2 separate regions of the Mus musculus genome follow, and region 2 is linked to region 1. The links are chromatin contacts, found by POLR2A ChIA-PET in ENCODE. All regions are on one chromosome and are shown on one strand. Each heading gives the region's core, a stretch centred on a gene start or an enhancer-like site at or near the end of the contact. The rest is flanking DNA. Distances are from core to core; before and after follow the strand shown. Region 1 holds the start of Bag3 (BCL2-associated athanogene 3). Region 2 holds the start of Mcmbp (minichromosome maintenance complex binding protein).

Region 1 (5,399 bases), core at 1,167-3,666:
CCTATACTGAGGCATAGAACCTTCACGGGACCAAGGGCCTCTCCTCCCATTGATGATAGAGTCCTATTTTAAAGTGCATTTACTTTACCAAACTTTTCATTTTGAAAGGACCAAATGTACATAAATTATTACTGAACATTATGCTAAATATGACTTCTGTTAACTATATTTTCAAAGATCCTACGTGGCCGGATGGTGGTGGCTCATGCCTCAGAAAGCAGAGGCAGGAGGATCTCTGTGAGTTCCAGGTCAGCCAACACTACACAGAGAAACCCTGTCTTGAAAAGCAAAGCAACCCAAGGAGCTGAAGGGGTTTGCAGCCCCATAGGAGGAACAACAATATGAACCAACCACTACCCCCAGAGCTCCCAGGGACTAAACCACCAACCAAAGAGTACACATGGAGGGACTCAAGGCTCCAGCCCAATATGTAGCAGAGGATGGCCTTGTGGGAAATCAATGAGAGGCCCTTGGTCTTATGAAGGCTCTGTGCTCCAGCGTAGGGGAATGCCAGGACAGGGAAGCGGGAGTGAGTGGGGTAATGAGCAGGGAGGGGGGGAATGAGATAGGGGGGTTTTCGGAGGGGAAATGAGGAAAGGAATAAAATTTGAAATGTAAATAAAAAAATATCTAATTTTAAAAAAAGAAAAACAAAACAAACAAGAAAAATCCTACCTAAATTTGTATTTTTAAGTTCTTCACTCAAAATTCAATCGAATTTTTATTTATTTTTATTTTATTTTATTGGTTTTTCGAGATCGGGTTTCTCTGTGTAGCCCTGGCTGTCCTGGAACTCTGTAGACCAGACTGGCCTTGAACTCAGAAATCTGCCTGCTTCTGCCTCTCAAGTGCTGGGATTAAAGAGGTGTGCCACAACTGCCCAGCTCAATCTTTTTTTTCTTTTTTTTTATAAAAAAAGACAAGGTCTTATTTTGCAACACAGGCTAGTTTCATTCCAACTTAATTACTTAATAACTTTTGAGATAGACTCCGATTATATAGCCCTGGCTAGACTTGAACTCAAGATCCTCTCGCCACAGCTTCCTGGGTGCTGGGATGACAGGCCTGAACCAGGCTGGGCTTCATTCCAAATTTGTATTTTCAATTTTTCTTGCTTTTTAGATTGAAGTACACAAACCTGAATATCTATGCAAATGAAGCATACACCTAGTGTTCACCAGACTCCTCAGCTGTTTCTGGTAACAAAACTCCAGTATTTGAAAAGGACAACAAGGAATCACGCCATTAAAAATACATTCTTTCACTCCAGTGTGAGTCTTAAGGCAGTGGCTAAGTATGGTGATACAATGTCTGATCTTTAGTTTTGGAACTGTCAGAAAGAGTATCTTAAAAAAAAATAGTGGTAGTATCAGAATTTTCTCTAACTGAAAGCAGTTTCGACCAGTAATAATAAGTTTAATGGGGGAAAATAACTTATTTACTCGAGCCTCCTGAGTCACTCTATGCCTAAGATCCAGTAAACTCAAGATAAGCCTCAACTAAGTTCTGAATTTGAAAGTGAAATCCCCACAGGAGACTCCACTCAGCAGCCTTTCAATCCTGGCCGTGCGCCATCAGCACCGGAGGGAGCCCAGGGTCTCAGCACGGGACGCGCGGGACAGAGAGGCGGCGGCCGGGCCTGGCCTGGGCCTCAGCCGCTCATCAGGCCGGTCGCCCTTCCCTGGGACGCGGCGCACCGCAGCTCAGGCCACCACTGCCCTTCGCCCTTCGCAAGAGGCTGTGGAAAACCACCCGATGTCACCACGCGGGTCGCACCCCGCTGGCTACCGTCCAAGGCCACCCTGCCTGCGGCTCTCTGCGGCCCGACGCCCGTTCGAGGCGGATATGGTTAAGGACTCTCCTTGCGCAGCAGGGCGCGGGGTGGGGTGACTCGCATAGCCCTGGCTCGACCAGGCCCCTTCGCCGTCGAGGTGGGACGGCAAGCTCCACTCACCTTAGGGCCCTCGGGGGGCACACGCGGGTCGTTCCACGTCGTGGTGCGGCTGTTGTGGTCCACGAAGAAGGGCCAGCCGGTCTGCGGGTCGATTTTGATCTCCCAGCCCGGGGGCAGGGGGTCTCGGTCGCTGGCTCCGTTGCCGGACGCCATCTGCATCATGGGCGATTGGGTGGCGGCGCTCATGCTGGGTTAGGGTCCGCCCGGGGCGCAGAGCTAGGGCGCGGGTCACGAGGTCGTGGAGTGCGGGCACCTCTGTGTAGCCGATGTGTCCGGGAAGCCGGCGCCGGGCACCTTTATGAATTAAAGGACTGGGTGACGTGGCCGAAGAGGGGTGGAAGTGTCTGGAAATAGCCTCCTAGCTGCCAAAGGGGAAGGAGGAGATAAAGAGAAGGCAGCAACTGGCCGGCTAGAAACTTCTGGTCCCATCCAGAGAACTTGGCGGCCGCCGTGGGTTGGATGCGGAGCTCCGCCCTGAGTCATAGGCTATAATCGCGGCGGGGCGGGACCTTGGGAGGGATCGGAGGCGGGGATTTGTCACCCGCCCCTCCTTCTCCTAGACTACCCAGGCTGTCCCTCCCTATCCCTGTCCTGTGTGTGTCCTGGGGCCTGTGCGCCTCGCGCCAGGTTGACACGCACCGGTGTCCTTGTGCTCTCTGGCTGGTTTCTGTCTCCGGACTCCCCACCACTCTTTCGTGCCGCGTGGGGGTGTCCCGGGGTTAGCAGTCCAAGGGCCGACACCTGGGGCCCCACCTTTGTGTAAGGACTAAATCATCTTTAAACTCGGAAAGTCTAGTTCTTTCTCTCTCTTCACACTCAGTGACGCTGGCGTCCTGCAGTGACGTTTTTAGTAACTTTTTCTCAAGGGCCTTATGACTTCTGAGAAATTCTGGAATGCTGATCTGAGGTCACAACAAAAAGAAAGAGCTGTGGAAACTCACCTGCCTGCTTTGGAAAACTGAAGAAGCAAGGACTAAAGTGACAACTTTGTGCTCTTGGCCTTCTATATAGGCACTTTCGCACAGTGACTAGACTTCAGAAACACCTGGAACCAATACTGAGGCCAATTTCCTGACTCAGATTCAGAGAATGTCCTGGGACCTTCAAAGATACATCTCTGGCCTCTTCCCCTCCGATTTTTACTCTGTGGCAAATACTAGAGGACTCTGCCAGACATTTCCAACAAGCTGATTTTTTTTACTTCCAAAGACCTTCTTACTGACTTTGAAGTCTCAAAGCCTCAGTATAAGTATTAACATAGTTAGCCTTCAGGTACTGCCTGGTGCCACCAAACACACCTGTATAAGCCCAAATGTGGGAATATTGACTTATTATCATTTGATAGTCACATTGAAAGGTCTAGACACTTAGATTCACTCACTGGTCAGTGTCTGTCTTTTGCTTCTTTATACCTGAACCCACCCAGCACGTGGCTAAATCCAGAGTCCATCTTCAATAAAGGAATAAAGATTGATGTTTATTGAAGACTGAATACAAAGTGAATTTTTTCGCTTGTTTTTCAATACAAGGTATCTTTGTGTAGTTTTGGCTGTCCTAGAACTAGCTAATTATGTAGACCAGGCTGACCTTGAACTCACAGAGATCCATCTCTCTGCCTCCCAAGTGCTGGGATCAAGGGCATGTGTCACCACTGCTTGGCTGTGGATATTTTTTTAAAGATATGGTCTATCTATATAGTTCTGCCTCCCAAGTATTGAGATTAAAGGTGCACACTACCATCTACTACGCCTAGCAATGCCCTATTTAAAAAATATTTAAAAAAAATAAATAAAGATTTATTTTATATGTATGAGCCGGCTTGTGCAATGCCTTCCGAGGTCCAAAGAGGGTATTGCATGCCCTGAAACTGTAGTTATAGATGTTTATAGCTTCCTTGTGGGAACTGAACCTGGTCCTCTATAAGAGTAGCAAATGCTCTTAAGTCATCTCTCCCGCACCCCCACTTTGTCCTCAAATTGCCCCTTCGTTCCTACCATCCATTCCTATCTTGCTAAGTATTTCTTGACTCTGTGACTCTTCTCTTTCTTCCGTCCCAGCCATCTTACGCTTTCACCTGGATCCTTCACAGCACCCTAATGGGTTCTTCAGCCTTTGGGCTTGCCTCTAAACCTCTTGCCCATATAGCAGCCAGAGAGGCCTTTTCAAGCACCCACCAAGTCCACTCTCCTTGGTCTGGTGCACAAAGGTGTATTCCTCATTTTCCCTGGTCCATACTTCAGCTGACCCTGCTGAACTGTATCTTGCACACACTGCTTCCACCACCAGGATGGAAACCCTTCTATCCACTCCAACCATCATCTCCTGGGCAGCTTGGCTTTTCCCAGCATTCCCTTTAGCATACACTCCTTCACACACACACACACACACACACACACACACATACACACATCCTGCTGCCCCCCCATTAGTCCTCTGACCATCCACATCCTGTCCCACCCTACCAATTGCTTTACACTGTAAATGCTTGTTTGTTTGATTTACTTAATGGGCTGAGTTTTTAAGAGCAGGAGCAGGATCTTGATCACCACCGTGTCCCCATCCTCCAGCACAGTGTGTGGTAAATAATAATTATTAAAAACAACACTCATAATGGCTAGTGCTTATTGGGTAATCGCTGTCAGGTGCTACGTTAATGACTTTACGTGGGCTCTCACATTTGATCTTTGTGGTGGAAGCCATGATGTGCCGCTTACATTTCCGTTTAGGCATGAAAAGTTGGTTCTACCCACTGCCGGGAATACTGTGAGAAGCGGTGAGGACGTGTCCCGTTTCTCTGTCGGCAGTGCCAAAGGAACACAGACATTTCGTTGTTGTTGCTGTTTTGAGATAAGAGTCTTTCTATGTAGCTCCGGCTGTCCTGGAATGTGATACATAGACTATGCTCTCAAACCTGATGAGATCTGACTGCCCCCGTCTCCTGAGTGACGGGATTAAAGGTGTGCACCACTACACCCAACAAGACAGGAATTTTTACTAAAATCTGTGTGGATGAAGAAATAGGCTTTAAAATGTTTACTAACATGCTCACCTTCATGTAGACCAACCTTGTTTTCTGGGATTAGCCTAAGTGACAGAAACCACCTTGTTCAAGGCCAACCTTTCTTCTGAGACACCCCATATTCAACTGTCTTAGTTAGAGTTTTACTGACACCATGACCAAGGCAACTCTCCTAAGGACAACATTCAATGGGGGCTGGCTTACAGGTTCAGAGGTTCAGTCCATTATCATCAAGGCAGGAGCATGGCAGCATCCAGGTAGGCATGGTGCAAGAGTAGCTGAGAGTTCTACATCTTCATCGGAAGGTTGAAGACTGACTTCCAGGCAGCTATGAGGCTCTTAAGCCCTACCCACAGTGACACACCTACTCCAACAAGGCCACACCTCCTAATAGAGCCATTCCCTGGTCCAAGCCATATACAAACC
Region 2 (5,656 bases), core at 581-3,080, 220 kb before region 1:
GAAAACCGCTTGCCCTCCCATTGTCTGTACAAAGGCAGGAGGGTTTCAAGGCATCCTCCCACCCCTTTCTACCAGAAAACACAGAAGCTAGTTACCTGGAAGAGCTTTCGATCCTTTTGTTTGGTGGTTGGTTGGTTTGTTTTTTTGTTTTTGTTTTTGTTGTTGTTGTTTGTTTGTTTGTTTGTTTGTTTTTGAGACAGGGTTTCTCTGTGTATCCCTGGCTGTCCTGGAACTCACTCTGTAGACCAGGCTGGCCTCGAACTCAGAAATCTGCCTACCTCTGCCTCCCAAGTGCTGGAATTAAAGTTGTGTGCCACCACCGCCTGGCTGAGCTTTCGATCCTTATCAACCCAGAAGCAGAAAGATCTTATATACTGTGTCTACCATGAATCTCTCCTATTTTGACTTCCTGCAGCTTGTTGCCTTTGGGAACTAAGAACTACTTTCTTCTGTCATTTCTCTACAAAGTTATTGTTCTTTGTGGGTGATCACAAACTTAATTTTTCTTTCAAGACAGGGTTTCTTGAAAACCTGTGTATCCCTGGCTGTCCTAGAACACGCTGTGTAGACCAGACTGGCATCAAACTCAGAGATCTTCCTGCTTCTGCCTCCTGAGTGATAGGATTAAAGGCATGGGCCACCACTGTGGAGCTCTTAATTTTTATCTATTTGTTTTTGAGACGGGGTCATATATAGGTAGCTCAGGCTGGCCTCAAATTCAGTGTGTAGCCAAGGCTGGCTATGAACTCCTGACCTTCCTTGACTATATCCCAAGTGCTATGATTTAAGGATACGTTCCCTCCAGGGGACCAACAAAGGCAGAAGGGCAGGTTTGGTTCCCTTTTCCTTCTGAACTACAGAGGTTTCTGGGTTTGGTCATAGCTGTCTCTGTTCATCTGTCGCCATCTCTCTCTGTTTGATCCCTTGCTAGGGCTTGCATGACAGGCAAGTGTTCTGCCACCAAGAAGTTCTTATTCTTCAGCTATATACTTTCTAGATTACATTCAGATCACCACTACCTTTTTACAGCCGAGTAGGTATAGATGATGAAATCAGGGTTTTCTGAGGTATATCCCATTTCTAGGGAAAATGTCTTCTCTATGAAAACTTGACAGTTCCTAAATTCTCTAGGCCCTTCAGGGTCTGCCCTGTAAGAGTGTTCTGATCTGTATGCTGTATAGGAATCTTGTCATAGCTCCCTAGTTGCCAGGTTGGAAGCAGAGATCATTTGGGTGTTTTGAGGTTAGAAGCTAAAGGCTGGGCTAGGAGAGAGTTCTGAGCACTTGCCAGTTCCTTGGCCATATTGAGATGCCCACAAAGGCTACACAACCTCCTTGATTAAATCGTTCAGGAAGAACTCACTGAGCTGGGGGCAAATCTTATACAGGACTTTGGGCAGGGCACCTTAGAAGAGTTCTACCACCAGAAACAAGAGGCACAAGGGGATCAGATGATCAGACACCAAATAGAATTTCAACCTTTAATTTTGCTTAGAGATGACTCTTGAAGTTGGCAGAACGTGCGTCTTTTTGGTCCAGGTGCAAGGACTCAAACTTTGAGCCAATGAAGCACCCTGATGGAGTTTGCCACCAGGCGCGCACACAGGGACCACTATACCAAGCACAGACGCGCTCCTCTGCCCATCTCCAAGATGGCGGCCCCGGGATTGCCCGACCTGTCTCCGTCTCCAAAATGGCCGTCCGCCCCGCCCACTCCCTCCCCTCCGGGAGTGCGCAGCACGCTCCCGCCGCCCCTCCTCCTCGAGCTCCACCCAGGTCGCTGGCAGCGCGGTCGGTGGCCGCGATTTCCCGCCATTGTGAGAAGTGGAGGCTAGGACGGTCTCCCCCCCACCCCTCCGGCCGCTGGCCAGCAGCTCCGAGGCGCTCGTGCCCGTCACCGCAGCCACCTCTCCTTGAGACGCGCGGAGGCCCGTGGCTCGCGACGCCCCCGCGCGTGGGAGGGCGCGGACGAGGAGCGGCCGAGCCCCCGAGAAGCCGGGCTCCGAGCGCGCTCGGCCCGCAGAGGAGCGCCCGCCGCACGGGCCGCGCTGGCCCCGGCCCTCAGCGCCATGCCCTGTGGAGAAGATTGGCTGAGCCACCCGCTCGGGATCGTGCAAGGCTTCTTCGGTGAGTGGCGCGTGGCGAGCAGGGCCGGGAGGGGAGCGGAGTTTGCGGGACCAGGCCCGCCGCGCGGCCGCACTCCGGACGACGGGCCGGGGGAATCACTGCCGAGGGCTCGCGTGGCCCCGGGCCTGGAAGCCGAGCAGAAGCAGCCGTCTCCGGCCGCCGGCGCTGGCGCCGCCGCCGCCTCCCGTCACCTGCCCGCTGCCCGGCCGCGGCTCGCTGGCGGCGGGGCCGCGGCTCCGAGCGCTAGCTGTGATTGACGGCCTGGCTCCGGGCCGGTGGCCTACGTAGCCCGGGTGCTGCAGACACGGAGAGGTCCCCTTGCCCACGGAGGGCCCTTAGAGCGGCCGCGGAGAGAAGCCACTGCCTGTGGGAGCCTGCGGGATATTTCAAAACTTCCGGGGTGTGTAAGGGAGTGCTCGAGCCTTCGCTCAGAAGTTCTCTCTGTTTCCCTTGACATCCGGGAGAATGCTTCTTCTTTTTTTTTTTTTTTTTTTTTTAAATTATTCTTCCTGCCCTGTTGACATTAGAACCCGTCTGCTCTGTTACCTGTTCCCGTACCAGGGCTAGCTAGAAATACTCAACTACTTAGATGAGTTGCCACAGAACGGGAGCCGAGAGTGCTGTAGGCAAGCTGAGTAAATTCTAGGTGTAATTGTCATCGTTGCTTTTTTTGGTTAACCAGACCTCCGATTCCCACGCGCATCCCAGATTTCGGTGCGTTTAATGACTGGCCTGTGCCACCGGTCTCCGTGGAATGTGTTTTCTGTAGTAACGCTCCCACCGGATCGGATTCATTTTACCTAGAATTCTAACTAATCAGGTAGTTTCCCAGGGTGAAACTAAAGCCGGCAGATAGAAGGGCTGGGTAGACATGACGATTATATAGCCAGTGAACACACAGTGTCTTCAACAGGGGCAGGGGTGTGCAAGCCCGCGAAAGAGTAAACCACGGGCTTGGGGTATTATAGCTCAGTAGTAGAATGTGTGCCTGGCCTGATGAATGGTCTGAGTACAGTGCAGGTGGAAAGAGGCAGATTCAAACCTAGCCATCTAGGGTGGTTATCAAAGGGTGTGTGTAAGCTGCTACCTGTGATTCTGTCATTTGGAAGGCAGAGCCCTTCGCTAAGTGCTAGTAATTGAAGTTCAAAATATTGGACCCAACAACTGGCATGTCGAGACTAACAATGATTCCCAAATGTCAAGCCAGGGTTCAGTTCTGTACTGGGTGAAAGTGCAAATGTGTAGATAAATTTTTAGGGGAAAAAAAATCTCTCCGTAGTTAAAGGTTTGGGACTTAAAGGGTTAAGTTCCAATGACCGATACCAGAATTCCTTACCCTTTAGTTTGAGGCAGGTCCCTAGCCCTAGCTGGCTGGCTTGGCGCTCATGGAAATCCTCCTGCCTCATCCTTTGGAGTGTTGCGTGTGCCACCTTACCCAGCCAGAATCTCCATTTATGAGAAATATCCCACTACCACGGTCCTGCTGTAGGGAGTTCGGGGAAAATTGCATTTGATTATCAATATTTTATAAATATTTTGGAATGTTTTGGAAAGGTCACTGCTGCCCTCTGAATGACTCTTTGGGAGAGAAGTGTATAACCTGCTCTGCTGTATTTCTGCTGTGTTTTCCTGTCGCAGTGATTACATTGGGTACCTTAAAGCTGGAGACTCTTTGGTCTGTGTTTGATTTTTGATTTCCGTACTGGGGGTTGAACCCAGTACAAGCAGGCAAATAGTCCACCACTGAAGCTGGTCTTCTGGCACGTGCCTCCATACCCAGTCTCTGTATCAGCTTTAGATATTAATTATCTCTTGACCCTGTCCAGAAATCTTCATCTCCAGCACTGCTGTCATAGCCCAGGATCTTTAGTCACGTTTTGGATTTCTGCAACAGCCTCCCCGTCTCTCTTGCACTTTCTATGCCAGAACCAGTGGCTTCCGGTTGGTTATAGAGACTTCCCCCCCTTGGGTTTTAGTTTCACTAGTATCCCCAGGTTGCCCTTGAATTCTCCATTTTTTACCTCAGCCTCTGGGAGATTACAAACAAACTTCACTGCACTCCTGTTGACCTGAGTATATTATGACCTTAGTATCTGACCTACACCCTTTTTCCTCCTCTGATACCCTGTATACTGTATAGCTCTGTACCCTGTACCCTGTAGCTCCAGCTGCTCTTGAGCATTTGCCTCCAAATTCTGGGATTACAGGCATGTACCTGCTCTTCTGGCTTTTTTTTTAAAGATCTATTTATTTATTTTATGTATATGAGTGCACTGTAGCTGTACATGGTTGTGAGCCTCCATGTAGTTGTTTGGGAATTGATTTTTTTTTTTAGGACCTCTGCTCGCTCCGGTCAACCCTGCTCACTCTGGTCTGCACCGCTCACTCAGTCCTTGCTCTCTCCTCCGGCCCAAAGATTTATTTATTATTATAAATAAGTACAATGTAGCTGTCTTCAGACACACCAGAAGAAGGTGTCAGATCTCATTACAGGTGGTTGTGAGCCACTATGTGGTTGCTGGGATTTGAACTCAGGATCTTTGGAAGAACAGTCAGTGCTTTTACCTACTGAGCCATCTTGCCAGCCCACTCTTCTGGCTTTTACCTGTATGTCTTCTGAGGTGTTTTTATATCTACTTGTGCGTTTCTCTGAGGATAGGAGTCCATGGACAAGGTGCCCTTGGATACCAGAAGTTACAGCAGTTGTGAGCCTTCGGTGGTCTGTGGGTGCTAGGATACACTTTTGACTCTAGTTTTCTTCTTATTCTTCATTTGTTTCCTTGTGTTGTTGAGACAATGTTTTGTGTAGCTCAGGTTGGCCACCAGCTCACTAATCAAAGATGCTTCAGCCTTCCAAGTGCTGGGATCACATCCATGTATCCCTATGTTTACCCCCACCCACCCCATATTAATAACTTGAATTAATACCACCTCCTCCTCCTCCTCCTCCTCCTTCTTCTAATTCTTCTTCTTTCTCCTCCTCCTCCCTCCTCCTCAGTCCTCCCTCTTCCTCCTCTTCTTCCTCCTCCTCTTCCTCCTCCTCCTCCTCCTCCTCCTCCTCCTCCTCCTTCTCTTTTCAGAGCTGAGAAACAAACCCAGGGCTTTGTGCTTGCTAGGCAAGTGCTCTACCACTGAGCTAAATTCCCAACCCCATACCCACTTACTTTGAGACCAGCTCCTGTCATTTTACCCAGGCTGGCATCCACCTCCTGGGTTCACGTGACCCTCCTTTTGCTTCTAAGTAGCTGGGACTAAAAGCATAGGCTACTAATCCTACCCATAACAACACACACATGCATGTGTGTCCGGACCAGCGGACAGCGCGTAGAAATCACTCTGTGGACATCAAGTGCTCTCTCTCCCTCGGTCATCCTACTGGCCACACAACTGCTTCTGAGTCCAGGCTGCTTGTAACCAGCTGCCTCTTCGCTTTAGGTGTTTCAGTTTTAGCTTAGTTTGGTTCCTTGGTTCATTCAGGATGAGGCTGGCAAGCGTGTGAAGGGCAAAGTGTGAGTCTAATCACAAGTGTT

Evidence for each region. ChIA-PET counts read pairs that join two places held with the same protein, here RNA polymerase II (POLR2A).
Region 2: POLR2A ChIA-PET joins it to region 1 with 11 read pairs in embryonic stem cell. The contact joins the promoter of Mcmbp here to the promoter of Bag3 in region 1. POLR2A ChIA-PET finds 5 or more read pairs at or near these places in 2 of 5 experiments (Patski and embryonic stem cell).

Annotation. Positions count from the first base shown.
Region 1 is chr7:128,520,600-128,525,998 of GRCm38, reverse strand. Bag3 (BCL2-associated athanogene 3) reads right to left here and starts at 2,416. Exons shown (of 4, transcript NM_013863.5): 1 at 1,955-2,416. The coding sequence starts at 2,140.
Region 2 is chr7:128,736,603-128,742,258 of GRCm38, reverse strand. Mcmbp (minichromosome maintenance complex binding protein) reads left to right here and starts at 1,830. Exons shown (of 16, transcript NM_145955.3): 1 at 1,830-2,126. The coding sequence starts at 2,069.